2 separate regions of the Homo sapiens genome follow, and region 2 is linked to region 1. A link is an interaction called in ENCODE POLR2A ChIA-PET data of the cell type or tissue named here. Cell type or tissue: HepG2. All regions are shown on one strand.

Region 1 (5,000 bases):
CCACAGACAGATAGATGTGGGTACCTGAGGATGTCATGGAGCTACTGGACAGCCTAGGAAACATGGTGAGACCTGTGTCTACTAAAAATCAAAAGCATTAGCTGGGCATGGTGGCATGCACCTGTGGTCCCAGCTACTTGGGATACTGAGGTAGGGGAATTGCTTCAGCCTAGGAGGTTGAGGCTGCAGTGAGCCATGATCACATTGCTGCACTCCAGCCTGAGCGACAGAGCAAGATCCTATGAAAAACAAAAACAAAAAAATGCTACTGGACCAGCGGACTGCTATGAAGTCAGTCCTATCTGGGCTTTACAGTTTCATGAGATGATTTTCTTATTTAAAAAAAAAGGAAGTGTTGGAGGCAATTAATAAAGAGCTCGGCCGGGGGCGGTAGCTCACGCCTGTAATCCCAGCACTTTGGGAGGCCAAGGTGGGCGGATCACGAGGTCAAGAGATCGAGACCATCCTGGCCAACATGGTGAAACCCTGTGTCTACTAAAAATATAAATAAAACTAGCCAGGCGTGGTGGCACATGCCTGTAGTCTTAGCTACATGGGAGGCTGAGACATGGTCTCTCCTGTTGGGGAGAGGCTGAGGCAGGAGAATCGCTTGAACTCAGGAGGCGGAGGTTGCAGTGAGCTGAGATCACGCCACTGCACTCCAGTCTGGTGACAGAGCGAAACTCCGACTCAAAAAAATAAATAAAAATAAAGAACTCAAAAAGTCCAACTCTTTCCTTAAGCTTAAAATAGATAATTTAGAAAAAAACCTGAAAGATGAGAAATCTAAATGTTTAGACAAATTGGTCTGATGTCTGACCTTACCAGATCAAGAAGATGAATGAAAACCTCCTATTTCAAGTAGCTGCAACCAAAGCAACCTTCAAAATCCATCAAAAGAAAGAGCAAGTGCACTTTGAGAGGCTGAGATGGGCAGACCACCTGAGGTCAGGAGTTCAAGACCAGCCTGGCCAACAGGGTGAAACCCCGTCTCCACTAAAAATACAAAAATTAGCTGGGCGTGGTGGTGCATCCCTGTAGTCCCAGCTACTCGGGAGGCTGAGGCAGGAGAATTGCTTGAACCCAGGAGGCAGAGGTTGCCATGAGCCGAGGTCACACCACTGCACTCTAGCCTGGGCAACAGAGTAAGACTCTGTCTCAAAAAAAAAAAAAAAAAGCAAGTGTAGACAACATTAGAAGATGCTTTGGAGGCCAAGTTCTTTCTTCAGGGAAGCCTGGCACTGCCCTCTGGCAAGGCCAAAGAATGGAGAGGAAGAATGAGCAAGCTTACGCCCCAGAAGGAATGGCTAGGAGGTAGGAGCTTGGGTTTAGATGTATCGAAGGAGAGATGACCTAGAAAATGAACCAAAAGCAGTTTTAAAAAAATATGTGTAGGCTGGGCGCAGTGGCTCATGCCTGTAATCCCAGCACTTTGGGAGGCCAAGGCGGGCGGATCATGAGGTCAGGAGATTGAGACCATCCTGGCTAACACAGTGAAACCCCATCTCTACAAAAAATACAAACAAAATTAGCCGAGCGTGGTGGTGGGCGCCTGTAGTCCCAGCTACTCAGGAGACTGAGGCAGGAGAATGGCGTGAACCCAGGAGGTGGAGCTTGCAGTGAGCCGAGATCGCACCACTGCACTTCCAGCCTGGGCAACAGAGCGAGACTCCGTCAAAAAAAAAAAAAAGTGTTGATGTGGCTGAGTTATATACTTATTTGAAAACTCTTAGGGGAAAAAAAGAAACTCAAGGAATACTAAATTAACTGAAGCAGCTAAAATAATGGATTGCTTCAAGACCACGTGAAAAAAAATCTCCAAACCGAGAAATCCATACTGCAGTCAGAAAAGCACAGTTAGAAGGGGAGGGGCAGAAACAATTCTGGCAGAAACTTCAAGTCCTTTCTGAACTCGTGAAAAAGAAATGAATTTTCACCCAATACTCAGTCTTTCCAAAGCAGCAAGCAGTCCCTGCATTCCCAGAGTGACTTTGGGGGAAGTCAGAAATTGCACAAGTGATTATGGTAAAGACTGAAGAGTGTTCCAGAAAGAGGACCTATAGGGCACCCCGCGGATGAAGTGCAATTATGTAACTTCCTAGCGTGCACGTCATGGATCATTACAGGGACCCGGGCACCTGGACAGGGCTGAGTGGCTCTGGGGCACCTTGTTTCTCTAGGCTGCAGGAAGCCTCCAGGAGTGCCGCTGCTCAGCCCTCCACTGCAGGCACTGACCCGCCTCCCCTGGCTGAAGTGGGAAAGACTGAGGTTAGCCAAGGGTCTCTGTCCTGAACTTGCCTCAGTGACCAGGAAGTCAGTCCAGCCCCTCCAAGTCACAGGCAGCAGCAGGACTTCCTGCCTGGGCTTGTGTGGTGGGGAACACACAGCCTTTCCCTCCCTTTCCAGGTCCCAGCCATCACTTTCCCATGCTTTGCTTGTGCTTTTGAACTGAGCCCATCCTGTCACATAAAAACACATCAGGACGGCCTGTGAGCCCAAAGAGGGTACAGTAAGTCCCCCTGGGGTAGCACTGGGGTGAGGAGGGGCTGCTGCAGTTGGTCCAGGTCCCCACACCACTGCACTGAGCCAAGGTTCCATGATTCCAGCCTCCTGGTACTTCTGGGATGAGAGGGCCACTGGGAAACGAAGGTGCTCGGCCTGCGAGGGTGACAGTTTGTGTCTGCTCTAGAGAGGGTGGAAGGCAAAGATGTAGCCCCAGGGCTTGAGGGCAGCCAGGACCTGCCGCTGGGGGAGCTAAGGAGCCTCAGGCCACCCTGGGCTGGAGAGCCCAGGAGTTCTCAGCCATGGCTAACAGGTGGGTGACACGTTCTGGAGGACTGGGTTGTGCTGTCCAGGCCAGGCTCCTGCTGGTCAGAGGGCCAGCTCCGCTCATGGCCCCAGCCACAGCTCCCTCTGGCTGAAAAGGTGTATGTCCCTCTGGCAGAGACTGCACTGTCCAGGGAGAGGGAAGGTCTGGGCCATGCCAAGAAGGCACTGGGCTTTGTCTGCTGTGGGTGTGGAGCAGAGCTTTCTATTTCTGGCTGGCCTCTTGGGGGTAGAAGCAGTGAGCCCCAGGGTCCAGAGCCATGCTGGCTACAGCTCTGCACCCTCTGACCCCAGCCATGGGATGAGGTCCCCTGGTTGTGCCCAGCATGTATGTGTCCATGGTCCAGCAAGCACAGTGGCTCTGGCTGGCCTTTGTCTATCTCTGTGGCCTTGGAAACTTTGCCCTTCTACTGCCACTCCCAGCAGCTGCCCTGCTGTGGCTGCCCAGCCCAACTTCTCTGCCAAGGGGCTTCCGGGTGCTTCTCACTGCACCCATGCCGCGGCTGGCCACCAACTTCCCTTCTCTATGCTCCAGAGTCTCCACCTTTATCCCCTTTGGACAATCCAGAAGCTGGCTCAGGAGGATGGGCAGACACACTCATTCACCCATCCATTTTTTTCTTACATTTACAATATGCCAGGCCTATCAGGGACCCAGGGAAAACCAGCGCAGCCCAACCCTCAAGGAAGTCACAGTCCTGTGATGGAATCAGACGTAGAAACAGACCGTGCTGAGGCCGCAGGGTAAGGGCTATGACATGGAAGCCAGGGACTCCCCCGCCACCCATCCATCCCCATGAGATTGGAGGTGTCAAGGAAAGCCTCCTGAAGGAGGTGGCACTGTAACTAAGACTTGAAGGAAGAGCAGGAATTTTACCATCAGCTACAGACCTTCATAGAACCCCAAACAGAGAGATGGACTAGGGTGAGGACTGCAAGTTTAGCTTGGTCCTTGAAGGCATGGCCAGATTCTGGAAGCTGCCAGCATTCACAAAGGGGAGAGGCTGCTGAGAACCCCACGGAGGAAGAGTTCAGAGGGCATCTCCTCCCTCTGCTAACAGAAGCTCCCACTGCCACTGGCACCGAGTGGTGCTGGGGATGTATGTGATGGCGTTTTTCCATTCTGGTGCTTCCAGAGCTTCTGTGGACACGCTGCCGTCAGTCACTGACTCTCGGGGAAGGGACCAGTCGGGGGGTTTCTGGGTCAGCTGTGCATTCCTCTGTCAGGCAAGCCTCCCGCTCAGCGCTCTGTGACCCCACACTGCCATGAGGGATTCTTGGTAGCAGAAGGACCCTGGTCACCCTGCCCCGAAGTCTGGGAGAGAAGTCCTGAGAGGCAGCAGGGAGGCTCCCAGATGACCCTGGAGGGCAGTGGCTGTTCCAGTGGCTGAGAAAGTGTCCTCAGGCTGGCAGGAATCCTCCTGCTTTGGATTTAGGCCCGCTCATACTGGGCTAAGGTAGGGCTGATAGTGGGCAGGTTCTAGGGCAGCTGCCCTGTGACCCTTATTGCTGGGGTTGAATTGTGTTCCCTCCCCACCCCCAACAAAAGATGTATCCAAGTCCAGCCCCTGATACTTACATTTGTAACCTTGTTTGGAAATGGGGTCTTTATTGATATAATCAAGGTAAAATGAGGTCATACTGGATTCGTTTGGGCCCTACTTTAGAGACTGGTGTCTTTATAGGAGGAAGATTTGGACACAAATGCAGACATATGGGGGGAGAAGGCCATGTGAGGATGGAGGCAGAGATTGGAGTGTTGCAGCCACAAGGCAAGAATGACAAGGATTGCCAGAAGCCACCACAAACGAGGAGAGAGTGGGAGAGGATCCTCGTCCAGGGCCTGACAAGGAAGCAGGGCCTTGCTGACACCTTGATATTGGACTTTTACCCTCCAGAACTGTGGGAGAACAAACCTGTGTTCAGTCACCCAGTTTATGGTATTGCTGTGGCCGCTACAGGAGACCAACACACTGTATCCCTCCCTGGGTGAACTGCCTTTGGCTTGTGCCTCTGTCCCTTGTCCTAGCAGCCAGGGGTTGGGGGTGTGTCTATCAGTGAGTCACCTGGGGGCCCACACCCAGTGCTTGCTTCCCTTGCTTAGGAATCATTTGTTGATCACCTACCAGGCACCAGGCACAGTGGGGTTATAAACAGGCAGGGCCCAGCTGACA
Region 2 (5,000 bases), 360 kb before region 1:
TTTCTCTGTAGATGTATTATCCCTTGAGCTTTAGAGATTCTTTCAAGTACCTTGTTCTCTAGCTGGTCCTCTTGTGAAATAAGAAAGACTGAAGAATCTGCAACACTGGCAAAGGAACTAAAAGCACATAAACTTTAAAATTGCTTCTATTTGCTGTTTTATCATTCACTCATTCAGTTATTCAACTAACCAAATATGTATTGATTGTTTTATTTAACAGCCTACTGGGGATTTTGGTATATGTTAGAATTCTGGCCACAGTTTACCAATTACATTTATCTCTCTTTCTTACAGTTAAGTGTTGCCTTTTGCCTGTGAGTTTTCTTATGTACTTATTCTCTCTGCCTGAAATACCCGCCTCCAAACCTGGTGAACTTTTATTCATCCTTCAATTGTAACTTAAAACTCCCCTATTTCAGGAGGGTTTTTCTAGCACTCTTGAGTGAATTAAGGGTTTTTTCCCCTATGGCTTTCTTATCATAATTAAATTAATTATTTTAATTAGTTTTCATTCCCACACCCTCACCTCAAGTCCCCTTCTCCAATATGATACCCATGGCAATACTAATTTTAGGAGAATTTGCTATCATAAGGTTTTTTCAGTCTTGTATTTTTTGGTCCTAGCAATGTTTCTGACACATAGTAGATGCTCAATATATATTTATTGCATTTCTTATACTCGCAGAAGATTTATAGTGCTAATAATGCATGTATAGTATTTGTCTTCCAAGACATTGTTTCCAGAATCTTCTGAAGTGAGTGATGAGAGGACAAAACTTTCAAACACATAAATATGATTACTAAATGTTGCCTTTGTCCAAGAAATACTTAAAAATCATTTAGTTCACTTGTTAAGTATATCAGAAGTAGCAACAATTTTAAAAATACTTTTTTTGGTTAGTTTACATTTTAAAAATTGCAATAAAAATAAAACTGCAAGCAGGCAACCAAACACTGATATAAGACTGTAGACCAAAGTGTTCAAGTATTTCTTATAATTAGAGGTTCCTTATTATGAATAGTATTTGAAGATACTTCAGTGCTTAGGTAAATATCAACAAATGTGAAATTATTGTACAAAATACATTACAGGACATATACATTTTGCTATATGTTGCAAATATATATATTTGCTAAGCCATCTAGTTAATTGACTGTATTTAAAATTTTGTCATCAGTATGCAGCTTGCTTAGAGAGTAAGTTGTATTGAATTTGAGAAATTATGCCTTAGATTTGTGACTTATTGACAGGCTTCCTTCCAGTGGAAAGTATGAGGGGAAAACAGGAAGGCCATTTAATTCAGACTAATAGAAGAAGTAGGTTTCAATGGAGACTTCAAAGAGAAAATGTGAACACTTTTTTATTTAAATACTTTTTTTTCCTTTTTAAATCTTCTTGCATTTTTCTTCAGCAGGTGATTTCTGGTTTTATAGTTTGCTTGCTTTTTATTTCCAACTTTTGTTTTAAGTTCAGCGATACACGTGCAGGTTTGTTACACAGGTAAATATGTGCCATGGTGGTTTGCTGCACAGATCATCCCATCACCTAGGTATTAAGCCTGGCATCCATTAGGTATTCTTGATACTCTCCTTCCTCCCACCTCCCACCCTCTCACAGGTCTCACAGGTGTTGTTCCCTTCCTTGTGTCCCTGTGTTCTCATCATTCAGCTCCCACTTACAAGTGAGAACATACGGTATTTGGTTTTCTGTTCTTGTGTTAGTTTGCTGAGGATAATGGCTTCCAGCTCCATTCATGTCCTTGCAAAGGACTGCATAGTATTCCATGGTGCGTATGTACCACATTTTCCTAATCCAGTCTATCATTAATGGGCATTTAGGTTGATTCCATGTCTTTGCTATTGTGAATAGTACTGTGATGAACATAGGCATCCATGTATCTCTACAATAGAATGATTTATATTCCTTTGGGTATGTACCCAGTAATGGGATTGCTGGGTCAAATGGTATTTCTGCCTCTAGGTCTTTGAGGCATTGCCACACTGTCTTCCACAGTGGTTGAACTAATTTACACTCCCACCAACAGTGTAAATAAAACATTCCTTTTTCTCCACAACCTCACCAGCATCTGTTGTTTTTTGACTTTTTAATAGCCATTCTGACTGGTGTGAGATGGTATCTCATTGTGGTTTTGATTTGCATTTTTCTAATGATCAGTGATGTTAAGCTTTTTGGTTGGCCGCATGTATGTCTTCTTTTGAGAAGTATCTGTTCATTTCCTTTGCCCACTTCTTAATGGAGTTGTTTTTTTCTTGTTGATTTGTTTAAGTTCTTTGTAGCTGCTGGATATTAGACCTTTGTCAGATGGATAGATTGCAGAAATATTCTCCCATTCTGTAGGTTGTTTACTCTGATAGGCTTTTTTCTTTTTTTCTTTTTTCTTTTAGCTGTGCAGAGCTCTTTAGTTTAATTAAATCCCATTTGTCAATTTTTGCTTTTGTTGCGATTGCTTTTGGATATTTTCTTATATTTTAACCGCCCACCAGATCATAATTTTAAAAATTATTTTGAAAAATATTTTTTCTCATTAATAAAACCCTAGAGGGTTTGAAAGTGTAAAATACAAAGTTAAAAACCCTTGTGCTTACACATTACTGTAATAAACTTGTGTATTCCCACATTTTCTCTGCATATGCAAGCATACATACACATACATGTATGTGTCTATGTGTGTGTATGTGTTTATATGTATACATTATATATTCTTAGAGTTGGAGTCATGGAATACTTCCTGCTTTCTGTTACCTGCTACTTTTCCTCTTTCTGTATGCTTTTTACATACAAAGAATCTTTTTGGTTCTTTTTAATGATTGCAGATATTCCATTGAATGCATGTGTTTTTCTGTTACAATGAAGCAGAGATGTATTTATGCATATATATCTATTTCTCCAGCTGTAGTACTAATAGTATAGTTGCTAGCTCAAAAGGATTTACATTTTTAATTATCTTAGTCACACACTCCCATCTAAAAGGCTTGTGTAGATTTACACAATTTATGTTCTCTCTACCAGTTTATGAATGTATCTGTTTCTTCTCCCTTCCCATGCTCATTACTCAGCAGCCTTCTAAAGTAAATAATCATGGGCTTTTACTGCGTAATCAGATTAGCACAGTAAATGGTGGAAAAATAACATTATTGATTGAAAAGTTGGTTAAGAAGACATAAGCTTGCTGTTGTTTCTTTCATAGTTTTGGTGTTAAAATTTGCTGGTGTTTGAGGTAACTAATTTTAACTAGATTCAGGGTGACACTATCTGTAAGAAAAGATCCTGGGAACTTGAGAAGAATGAATCCATATTCATACCAGGTTAGTTCATGGAAATATCTGCTCTCAACATTTAAGCAAACTAAGAATGAATAATTTGTTACAGTTTACAACATATGATTTCATTTATTCCTCACGTAGATTTTAATCTGTTATGCAGAGGAGTAGAGTGAAACTCAGAAAGATAAGGAAGGCTCCCTCAGGTCACAGTTTATAAATGGTGGAACTTTTGTTTTGTTTTGTTTTTGATGAATTATATTGCATTTCTAATCTAAGGAAGCACGTGTGCATCAGGTCCTAGTATAAGGTCTACTAAATAACAGAGGCTCAATAAAAGTCTTCAAATTAATGAATTCTCTTTTGAGAGGAAATATTTTGAAGTCTTTAAAGGCATTAGTAGGGTTCAAGACTAAGAAAGAGACCACATGGCCTTATTACTTTGATTTTTACTAGGGAAAGTTGTAAGCATATAAAAGTAGAAAGAATTGTAAAAATGAACTTCTGTATATCCAGCTTTATAACAGTTATTAACTCATGGCCAACCGTTTTCATGGTGGAAATCCACTCAACACAAGATGACAACTCAAAAAAAGCTATAGAAAACAGAAAAATTCAGGTGGACTCATGATATAATAAAATAGTTATTGAATGCCTACTATTGATAGACGTGTAGAGTAGGGTTTTGGTTGTTTTGTTTCGTTTTTTTCTTTTTCTTTTGAAGTAATTGTAGGTTCACAGGATGTTACAAATATAGTACAGAGAGGTCTCATTTACTGTTTACTCAGCTTCTCCCAGCGGCCCAATGGTAACATCTTCTCTAACTGTGGTACAATATTAAAGTCCCATTAGTTGACATTGGTACCATCTACAGATCTTTTATAGCTATCACCAGTTTTTACATGCTGTCATTTGTGTGTGTGTGTGTGTATTTGCATGGATGTGTTACTTTTTACATGTCTAGATTCATGTAACAATTATCAAAATACAGCATAAAGTATTATATATGATGTTAGCTGTGAGACTTCATAGATGTTCTTTATCACATTGAGGAAAGTTCTCTATTACTAACTTGTTAAAAGTTATCACGAACGAATGTTGCATTTTTAAAAATGATTCTTGTCTGTCTATTGATATGATCATGTGACTTTTCATTAGCCTGTTACTATAGTGGATTACCACAAACAAATAAATTTTAAACAAATAAACTAAATATGGTGGATTATATTGAGCTTTTTTAGAATATTCTGCCAAGAATTGGTATGCATTTTTCTTTTTTTTTTTTTTTTTTTTGCACCGCCCTTAATCCATTTAATCCTGAGTGGACACAGCACATGTTTCAGAGAGCACAGGGTTGGGGGTAAGGTCACAGATCAACAGGATCCCAAGGCAGAGGAATTTTTCTTAGTGCAGAACAAAATGAAAAGTCTCCCATGTCTACTTCTTTCTACACAGACACGGCAACCATCCGATTTCTCAATCTTTTCCCCACCTTTCCCGCCTTTCTATTCCACAAAGCCGCCATTGTCATCCTGGCCCGTTCTCAATGAGCTGTTGGGCACACCTCCCAGACGGGGTGGTGGCCGGGCAGAGGGGCTCCTCACTTCCCAGTAGGGGCGGCCGGGCAGAGGCGCCCCTCACCTCCCGGACGGGGCGGCTGGCCGGGCAGGGGGGCTGACCCCCCCCACCTTCCCTCCCGGACGGGGCGGCTGGCCGGG

What was found. Peaks named below come from ENCODE experiments on the same cell type or tissue, not always from the same donor. Only the 100,000 strongest peaks of a DNase experiment are listed, where the experiment ranks them.
Region 2: POLR2A ChIA-PET joins it to region 1 with 5 read pairs; 2 of 35 experiments call an interaction of 5 or more read pairs at or near these places.

Annotation. Positions count from the first base shown.
Region 1 is chr2:120,201,372-120,206,371 of GRCh38, forward strand. No RefSeq gene overlaps it. Among named protein-coding and RNA genes, the nearest start is that of TMEM185B, 20 kb to the right of the region's middle. In HepG2, a CTCF peak has its summit at 2,756; a DNase peak (open chromatin) is centred at 2,740; H3K4me3 peaks cover 634 bases; H3K27me3 peaks cover 2,045 bases.
Region 2 is chr2:119,838,664-119,843,663 of GRCh38, forward strand. All of the region lies in intron 2 of PTPN4 (protein tyrosine phosphatase non-receptor type 4), which reads left to right. Among named protein-coding and RNA genes, the nearest start is that of PTPN4, 81 kb to the left of the region's middle. In HepG2, no CTCF peak of the experiment used is centred here; a DNase peak (open chromatin) is centred at 3,108.